2 separate regions of the Mus musculus genome follow, and region 2 is linked to region 1. Evidence: chromatin loops called from intact Hi-C (ENCODE). Cell type or tissue: heart. All regions are shown on one strand. Links, peaks and the distances in the headings refer to the core of each region. The heading gives the core; the rest is flanking DNA. Region 1 holds the start of Cntrob (centrobin, centrosomal BRCA2 interacting protein). Region 2 has its middle 7.1 kb from the start of Gm40039.

Region 1 (4,384 bases), core at 75-4,074:
AAAAGTCGAGGACGGTCTTCAAGGATAGCTACCCAGGAACAAGGGGTAGCAAAAGACGGGTGCCACTTCAGCTGGAACCGCTGCGGGACCGCTGTGCTCCCAGCCGCGTCGGCAGCAAGCCCAGCTCATTAACATTCAGGCCACGCCCCTTCATCTGCATGGAGCCGCCTGCCTCTGAGTAGAACACGCTGCTCATCTGCATAAGCTCCGCCTGCAGAAGCTCCAGAACTTAAATAATCAGTGTGCCTTGCCCAGAACATCCCGTTTTAGGAACGGGGTTCTCACTTTCTGTACTTGAATCGTGTCCGCTTTCATTCCGGTCAGTGGTGTGCACTCGAGAGGGCGTTTTTTGTTCCCCGAGAAAACTAGATTTGGAGACATTGTCACAGCTAAAGGTAAGACAGGATGTGTGTACTACATCTATCAAGTGGTAGCAAAGGTTGCTGCTAAAATTCTAAAACACAACAAAGTATCCAGCTCGAGAGAAATCTGCTGGGAAAACCTCTTTATAGGCTTCAGGGATGTGTGGCTACCCTAGTTCTCATTTTTGTGTGAGTCACACTGGGAGGGGCCACAGGAACTCACACTCAGGCAGCAGAGGGTGACAAAAAGTTTATTCAGTTTATTCTGTGTTTCTCACAGAGTCAAGCAGGGATAAAACTGGCGTAGACTCCTGTGAGCTTCATTCTTATGACTTGAAGGCAGTGGGTGGTAGGCCTTCGGGGGAAAGCTCTCGGAGACAGGTAGATGGAAGGGCTCTCAATGTAACAAGTGAGATGGGCCCAGGCAGTCACAGGTTCTTCTGAGGGGTGAGGTAGATGTTTCAGCCAGCTCTGGCAGAGAAGAAGGGCAAAGATCGGACATAGGAGTCTAGCCGGGATCGAAAGAGCTCACTTTGCACAGTTTGTCCCAGCGGGCACAGAGGATTCTTCACAACAAACTCCACATACAGCTGCGAAAAGGAGGGTGTGTGAGCCTGATGTGAGACACTTTTCATTTTCAATCTCAAACATGGTGTAATCTCGAGAATATAAGAATACACGGGTGGGGTTGGGGTGGAGAGAGCTCAGGAATTAAGAAAGCATACTACTGCTTTTGCAGAGGTTAGTCAGAGCCTAGCACCCATGTTGGTCAGCTCACAACTGCCTGTAATTCTCCAGAGGATCTGTCCTCCACAGACACTTGTGCTCATGTGCACACATACCCTCTACACAATACATATAATTAAAATAAGAAATACATCATTTATAAAAAAAAAACCCAAAAACCTGCACAAGCTCTCCCTTAGAGAAGCTATTACTGTTTAAGGAGCTAAAGGCTCTGGAGAAAACTGAGTTCAACAGGGATGTGATACAGAAGGATAAGGGCAGAAAACCCGAGGGACTCCTAGGGCTCTAGGAGGAAAAGGGTTCCTCTACTGACACTGACCGCACTGTAGATATGGTGTAGAACATCTCGGATAGGGCCCACGCCCAAGTCAGTATTCATGACAACCTTGATTCCAGTGGGAGTCTCGTAGTAATGGAGTTTGTAACGGCTAGTTTGGAAAGACAGAAAGCCATCCTTCCTGCAGAAATGAGTATTCAGACAGGAGTGAAATCACTCCCAAAGAAATATTTGTGATGCCCTCAAGGTCAACTCCTTCCTATTCATATAGATAGTTTGTAGCAGGTTCATTGAGTAAAAACACCTCCGGTCATCCCCACCCCCGATGTAATTGCAACTGCCTTCACTCTCTCCCCACTTTCAGACCATTCCTGTATCCGCTCCTGCCAGCTTCAAGATTCTCGATCCAGATTCAGCCTCTCTAAAACACACCCTCCCCTCTTTGGGGCCACACGCCACTTCCATTCCAAAACAATATCTCCTGTTCCCAAGGCTGGCTAGCTAGCCCTCCCTTCAACACCCCTCTAAAACCACCGTACATGTCTAGCGGGGACATCTTGCTGACAAACGAACGAATGGAGAAGAGCATTCCATACATCAGCTTGTACTCCTGGAGGGAGAGGTGGTAGAATTAGATCTCGGTTATGGAGGGGGGACAGGATGGGAATAGGAAGGACTTGGGATTTGGAGGAAGAGGACTGGACTGGGACTATGTGCATTTGGGGATTCGCTGGGACCCTCCGATCACCTCTTCCTTAGGGATCCCTGCTTGCTTCTTGCGGTGCCACTCGCTGTAGTGTAGACACACTCCATTCCGGTCAAAAAGGTACAGATTGTGGACAGTCATCTGCAAGATAAAGAGCCTCGCTCAGTGGCTGGTACCCAACTCTCTAGAACCTGATTCTTCAGCCAGGTGGGAACCCCACCCCCGGACTCACCGGAATTGCTCTGAAAGAGGGTGACAAGCTACTTCCGGTTTATAAAGCCCAGCTGGGTCGTAAGCGGCAACCTCAAGAACCCTTAACTCCGCCCCGATAGTCTTACTAGACTCCGCCTCCCTCCTGAAGCCAATCCGTGGTCGCCGATGCCGCGCGCATGCGTGCCCACGTTCCCGGGCCTCTGAAGCCCAGTGATGTGCGGGGAGCTTGGTCTCGCGGGCGGGTGACGTAATTCGGTTGGAGGCGGGATTGCAAGCGGTGGGCGGGAGGCTGCCAACGGTTTTGCAAGCTAGTGTCGCGCTAGGGAGGTTGGCCTTTGGTCTTTCTCTGTGGAGGTTATGGGGCTTGGGGGACAGTCCTCCTCATCTTGGGAAACCAGGGCCGACATGCTCAGAGTAGTCGGAGCCAGGTGGTTGCGGTAGAGAATACCAGGCGGCTGGTTGCCGGGTGTATGTCTGTGCGCGCGCGCGCCCCTTTTATTGAGATTTCTTAGGGTGGGATAGGGAGGAATTCTATGGACCTCTGCTGTGGCTTTTTTTTTATCAGGAAGGATTAGAGGGGAAATCCGAGGAAGTCGACTCTGGGTGGGACAGGTGAAGAAAGGGCGAAACGGGGGTGTTGTGGCATTGAAGTCTTGCCTCTTTCTTCACTAAAACCAATTGGGGGACATACATTGGGCCAGCTTTGGTTTGAGGTCTGTTTCAGTTTGCACATTTTGAGTGTGGGGAAAAAAAAAAGCTAACCATGGTTAACCCGTGCCGAAACTGATTTGCAATTTCCAGGACCCTAGTTAGGAGGAAGGAACTGCAGCGGTTCTGTCTCCCTGCATGCAGGTCTTCTGACCATTCCCCTGACTTTCTGCCTTGCACATCCGCTTTTAACCGTTCCCAGGAGTTGGGAGAAAGAATGTGTTTGCCCTCTCCATGGTCTCTGGAGTCAGTGGACACTCCTCTAACCAGAAAGCTCATTTGTTGAGGACCCAAAGTGTCTTCCTCCCTTCCAAATCTTTCTTCTTTGTGAACTTATCCACAAGTTTGGACCCCTCTCAGAACTGAGGCAGGAGTTCCCAGTCCCCTGCTGAGTCCAGTTGTCTCTTCACTGTACATGGCGACAGCAGCCCCCAGTCCCAGTTCTCCTCTCCGACCTGAGGACCTCCTGAGCGATTCGTCAGAGCCTCCTGGGTTGAACCAGGTGTCCTCCGAGGTGACCTCCCAACTGTATACTTCTTTGCATCTCAGCCGCCAAGCTGAGGCCACGGCCCGGGCCCAGCTGTATCTAGCTCCCACCTCCTCACCTCCTAACGAGGGCTTAGACAGCTTGGCTCAAGAACTGAGTCGCAGCTTGTCCGTTGGATTGGAAAACAACTTGAAGAAAAAGGTGAGAGAGGTGCGTCTTGGAGATCTCTCGGGTGTTAGAAAGCATTAGGTTCCTGGGCTTTCAGGTTAGCTTTGCTGTGGCTTGCGTCTATTAATTAGATTTAAACGATCTCCTCCAAGCACACAGGGCTTTCATGCTTTTTTCTCACAGAAGATACTTTTGAGGGAATGGCATAAACCTATAATTTGGGAAGTTATGACGGTTCCTAGGGTTTTGCTTTGTTTTTGCATGTTTTTGTTTGGACAGACACCTGCCCCTGTAGAGTAGCTTGGTGTCCTAGAAGTGGGGAGTAGGTTTCTTGAACCCAAGTGAGAACTGGAGACTTAAGGACAGCTGCAGCACACGTGAAGATCCTGTCAGCTCGAAATTCTTGTGATTTTGTGGTATGCAAGTCACTGCACATGCATGTGTAGGAAGATAGTTGTACCAAAGGAAAGGATACCTGCTGTGCGGACTGGCGAGAGTCCAGAGTGTGGGATCCGGTAGGCACAGCTGCACCAGGCTTAGACAGGCCATCTGCTCCTCAGTTGACAGCAGTCCCCCTCCAGCCTTGTTTTAAACCTGCTACTTCATTCACTTACTCCCCTTCTGGCCTCTGTAAACATTTGGGGTTTGGGGTTCAAGGTGAAGCCGGGTTTGAGTGCCTTCCTTAGTGTTCTAAGGCCCATTTGAAAATTCTATCC
Region 2 (4,384 bases), core at 80-4,079, 55 kb after region 1:
GAACTTTAAAAGGAACACACTTTTTACTATTTCTATTTTTTTTCACTCCTAAAGGCTCAAGTGTGAGCATAACCAATAATACTCCTGGAAAACTATTGTAAAAATACACACAGTTAATTCCATGGATACCCAAAGGGGATTCTTCATTCAAATGCTTCCTAGAAGCAATAAAAGGTTGTCTCTTTAACATGACAAAAAGACTGTTTAAAAGCAAAAGTCAGAATTACCCTTAATGGGGAACCATGAATTATTCCTCTTTAAAATGGGCACGACAAGGACCATCACCCCTATTTAACTTGGCTCTAAAAATTCTAACAAAGCTTCCGTGTTGGAGGAAGAATGATATAATCAGAGAAAAGGAAGAAAGCAAGCTGTCATGTTTTACAAGTGTTAGGGGATGCTCAGAGAACCAAGGTGCAGCACCAGTGAGCTCGGACGGAGCGTCTGCCATTGATATCCCTCTTTCTTTATCCTTTAGGAAAACACCATGATTTTATTGCTAAGTCCCATAAATACCTTTTTAAATGTATGAGTGCTTACCTGCATGCATGTATGTGTACCGTGTGTGTACCTGAGATTCCCTGTAACTGGAGTTAACAGATGGTTGTGAGACACCATGTAGGTGCTGGGAATTAAACACAGGTCCTACACGTGCTCTTAACTACTAAGCCAACTACTCTCCAACTCTTACATTTTTTTTAAAAAAAGATTTCATACAGTGTATTTGATCATTAGGGTCTTACTGTCATATTTGGGGGGGGTAAATGAGAGGGTTGGTGATAGTTTGTGATTCTTGAAGGTCTGTGCGATCCCATTAGCCAACAAGTCAAAAACAAGTAAACACTCCTGGTAATGGAGACTTTCCTTGCTAGCACATAGTGTCTAGCTGGGGTATTGCCCTCCCCTTCCTCTGTTGTTTTCTGGTTGGCATGGAGTTAGCCAGCCCCACTTTCTACTGTTCTTTTATCTCTTTACTTTTTTTTTGTCTCCTCCTCCTCCTCTCCTTCTCCTCCACTTCTTCCTCTGACAGAATCTCTTCAGGAAGTGTGGGCTGCCCTCAAATTTGTGATGCCTGTGTGACCATCTCCAGTATTAGAGCCCCAGGCATGTGCCATCACACTCAGCGTCTTCATTTTCTTTGATGATGCCCTAAACCAGCTAACTAGCTGCCTGGGAGGTATAGGAAGTCATTTTAAATTTAGGGAATGAAACAAATGCCCAGATCCTGGTATATGATATTAAATCAGTTACCATGATTCAGGCATGGGATCCTTAGCTAATCAATCACACCTTCTGGCTTCCAGATTGCTGTAGTTAGACTTTGCTTTATCTTAAACCACATGATATCCTCATTGCTTGTGATTCTGCGGTGAGTGGGTCTCTCTCTCTATGTAAGCGTTTCTTCTCGGGGATTTACAGGCAGTGAATCTGAAGGCTCAGCTATGCTGTATGGTGGGTCAGTCGCCTGCGGGATCTGATGCCATCTGCAGATAAAACTGGACTGAGTCAGAGGACACTGGTCTGCGGAAGGACTGATGTATCAGGTAAAGGAAACCAACGCCTCACATACGCCCCCTGGTGTTCTAGGTGTCTGAAGTGTTTCTCTTTACTCTGTGAGATGGTCACTGTCTTTGGAGAGGATTGCTTTCATTTAATTGTGGAGCTGTTCTGCCGGCATCTATAAGGAGATGCCGAGGGTTTAAGAACACCTTTCTCATCGAGCTACAGCTCCGTGCTCGCCAGTGCTGTAACTCTAGCTCTGTTAGGCCCTCAGTCCTTGGTGTTGCAGCTTTGGATAGCATCTTGATGGCTGTCAGGACCCATGAGTGCTTCCGGGGCAAGGGCTTACCTCTGGTCTTCGGGAGTCTCTTGTTTTTGGAAGTCTCTGCTCACAGCTCTTGCCTGGGCTCTTCTGTACCCCTCTGGGGGCGGGGTGCTAGTGTGCTTGGAACTAGCCGCCCCAGGAATCGCCTGTACTTCATGCAACTAGTTTGACCTGTTCTACCTGTGATAAAGACAAAAGATGACTAGAAAAACCCTTCTGTGATGAAATTAGGTAGTTTATAGAAGGGAGGGCTCCCAGGCTGCTAGAGAAGCATCCTTCATCTGCCAGTGCTTTTACTAGCTGTCATGGGGGCTTCTTCCTCACTGGGTTGTCACCTGTAGGAGGGGCTATCTGAAGATGCAGTGGATCTGGTCCTCTGAGGGTCCTCTGAAGCTGGCACAGCGTAGACAGAGGCTCCCAAAAGTCTCCAGTCTTAGAGTGGTAGGCAAGACAGCCATGTTAGCTCCCCTCAATGGAAAGGAAGTGTCTGTGGGATGTCTGCAACAGGTTTAAAGTCTCCTCCCAGTGTCATTGTCCAGCTTTGAATCTCCCTCAGGTAGCTACAAGGGCTTTTAACACTGTCAGTGATTGCCGTGGCCACAGCAGGATAAATAACTCAGGCGACTTGATTGTCAGCTCCCACTGCCTCTGGAAATGGCCGCAGGTCCTTCAGCAGAAGTGGCGATAGCACTCGCGGTATCAGCGGACTCAAGAACTGAGGAGATGGCTTCTGTGGTTCCTGCTCCAGCCTTCCTCTCTGTGGGTCCTGGGATCGGTGCTTGGCTTTGGCCTTGGCAGCTGCTGCTTCAGCAGGGCATTGGGAAAAGTCTGACAGCGATCAATAAGGTCTCCCATTTACCCCACCAGAGAGATTTCATCTTTTGAAAGGGGGGGGGAATGTGTGCGGGGTGCTTGTGACAAGGATTTGACCCACAGTAAAAGACTTCATCATTTTCTTTCCTGACAATTTTTAACCTTTATCCCAATAACCCAAGGGGTGGGGGAAGGGCTCTTGATCTCGGTTGTTAACCCACGCTTCTTTCTCTAGCTTTTCGGGATATGTAGTTAAAGTCTGTGACCACCCTACCACACATCGGCACCCAGAGCGTCTCTCTGCTGTCTACCTGGAACTTAGTGCCGTGCGATCGACAGCCCAGCAGCCCCCACATTTCCCTCACTTGCCTTTGCGTTACTGAGTCATACCAGGAACACTGAAGGAGAAGAAGAAAAGTTTAAGTCGCCGACTTCCTAGAAGCCAGACGACATTGTACATTGTACTCATCTCTGAACTTGCTTTTGAGCAAGCCAGGACTTCCGCTCTGGTCTGGGGTTGTTTTGTTTCCCTCAGAATTGCACCTGAACAAGAACACAAAGCAAATTTAGAAACAAGCATCTCCTGTCCTCTGATCACTGAGGCCTGCCTCCCTATCCCTGCCTCCCCCCAAAAAGAGCCGCAGGATCCTTTAAAGTAAAAGGTTCCTTACTGAGATGAAGATGGTGAGAGTCTGGGGGCCTCAGCCCAGAGAGCCCCAGGCAGACACGGACAGTATGAATGGCACCCAGAGTCCATCTCTGACTCAATTAGGCGGAATCAATCTTGTCACTGAGTTTCCAAGGAAATTCAATTAGAGGTCAAGTGTAGGAAGCCGGCTAACGGTGGCTTAAGCAGCAGACATGACAGGCGGTCGATAGCTGCCTGGGGATGAGATGGACTTCAGAGTCCCTGAGTCTGAGCGAGAGGCAGGAGCGGTCGAGGAAGAGACTCCTAAAGGACCTGACCACCCAGGGTCCAAGCCAAGTACAGAGACCGCAAAGGAAGGACCCACACGGCTCAGTTACCAGGTATTCACAGGGCATGGGAAGGGTCATCAGGACCCAGGAGGGAGCTGTGGCACCAGTGTGTGCAATCCGTATGGGCAGAAGCCTTTGTGCCCAGTCACACACAGTGAGGCTAGAAGAAAAGTCTTAACACTTGATGAGAAAGGTCGAGGTTGGGAGGTGCTGCCTCTGTTAAACTTGGAGTCGTTTCCCCCTCTAGTGGTCACGCAGATCTTTACAAGGGCACGTTGTTTGTAAATTAAAAACAAAACAAAGCCAAACAACAGAAAACAAAAAACAAAAACACCTCCAAAACCCAAAAACCAACCAACCAACCAAACAAACAAAAAACCCAGAAATTAAATAAAATGACTAAATTTAGTACAATAGACAAAAACCTTAGGCTGGGCATGACAGTGCACACCTTTAATCCAGCATTCAGAGGCAGAAGGAACTCTTGTGAGTTCAAGATTAGCTTAGGCAACATAGAGAGACCCTGTTGTTAATAATAATAGTAATAGTGCTGGAGAGGTGGCTCAGTGGTTAAAAGCACTGATTGCTTCTCCAGAGGTCCTGAGTTCAACTCCCAGCAACTACATGGTGGCTTACCACCATCTGTAATGGGGTCTGATGCCCTCTTCTGGTGTGTCTGAAGACAGCTGCAGTGTACTCATATACATTGAATAAACAGTATCTTTTTAAAAAATAATAATGGCCAGGGGGATAGCTCAGTGGGTAAGA

What was found. A loop is a pair of places that touch in the nucleus more often than their neighbours do. Peaks named below come from ENCODE experiments on the same cell type or tissue, not always from the same donor. Only the 100,000 strongest peaks of a DNase experiment are listed, where the experiment ranks them.
Region 2: a loop joins it to region 1, with 2.2 times the contacts of the local background. A loop is called at or near these places in 18 of 42 quality-filtered maps.

The regions. Positions count from the first base shown.
Region 1 is chr11:69,322,007-69,326,390 of GRCm38, reverse strand. Cntrob (centrobin, centrosomal BRCA2 interacting protein) reads left to right here and starts at 2,518. Exons shown (of 19, transcript NM_172560.3): 1 at 2,518-3,701. The coding sequence starts at 3,429. It overlaps Trappc1 (trafficking protein particle complex 1), which reads right to left and starts at 2,405. Exons shown (of 5, transcript NM_001024206.2): 1 at 2,325-2,405; 2 at 2,135-2,233; 3 at 1,926-1,996; 4 at 1,429-1,567; 5 at 598-952. The coding sequence starts at 2,233. The coding sequence ends at 824. It overlaps Kcnab3 (potassium voltage-gated channel, shaker-related subfamily, beta member 3), which reads right to left and starts at 133. Exons shown (of 14, transcript NM_010599.4): 1 at 1-133. In heart, for the core only: no CTCF peak of the experiment used is centred there; DNase peaks (open chromatin) are centred at 160, 2,490 and 3,530; H3K4me3 peaks cover 3,229 bases; H3K27ac peaks cover 2,145 bases.
Region 2 is chr11:69,266,950-69,271,333 of GRCm38, reverse strand. No RefSeq gene overlaps it. Among named protein-coding and RNA genes, the nearest start is that of Gm40039, 7.1 kb to the right of the region's middle. In heart, for the core only: CTCF peaks have their summits at 1,583 (motif pointing left) and 3,854 (motif pointing left); no DNase peak of the experiment used is centred there; H3K27ac peaks cover 537 bases; H3K27me3 peaks cover 1,021 bases.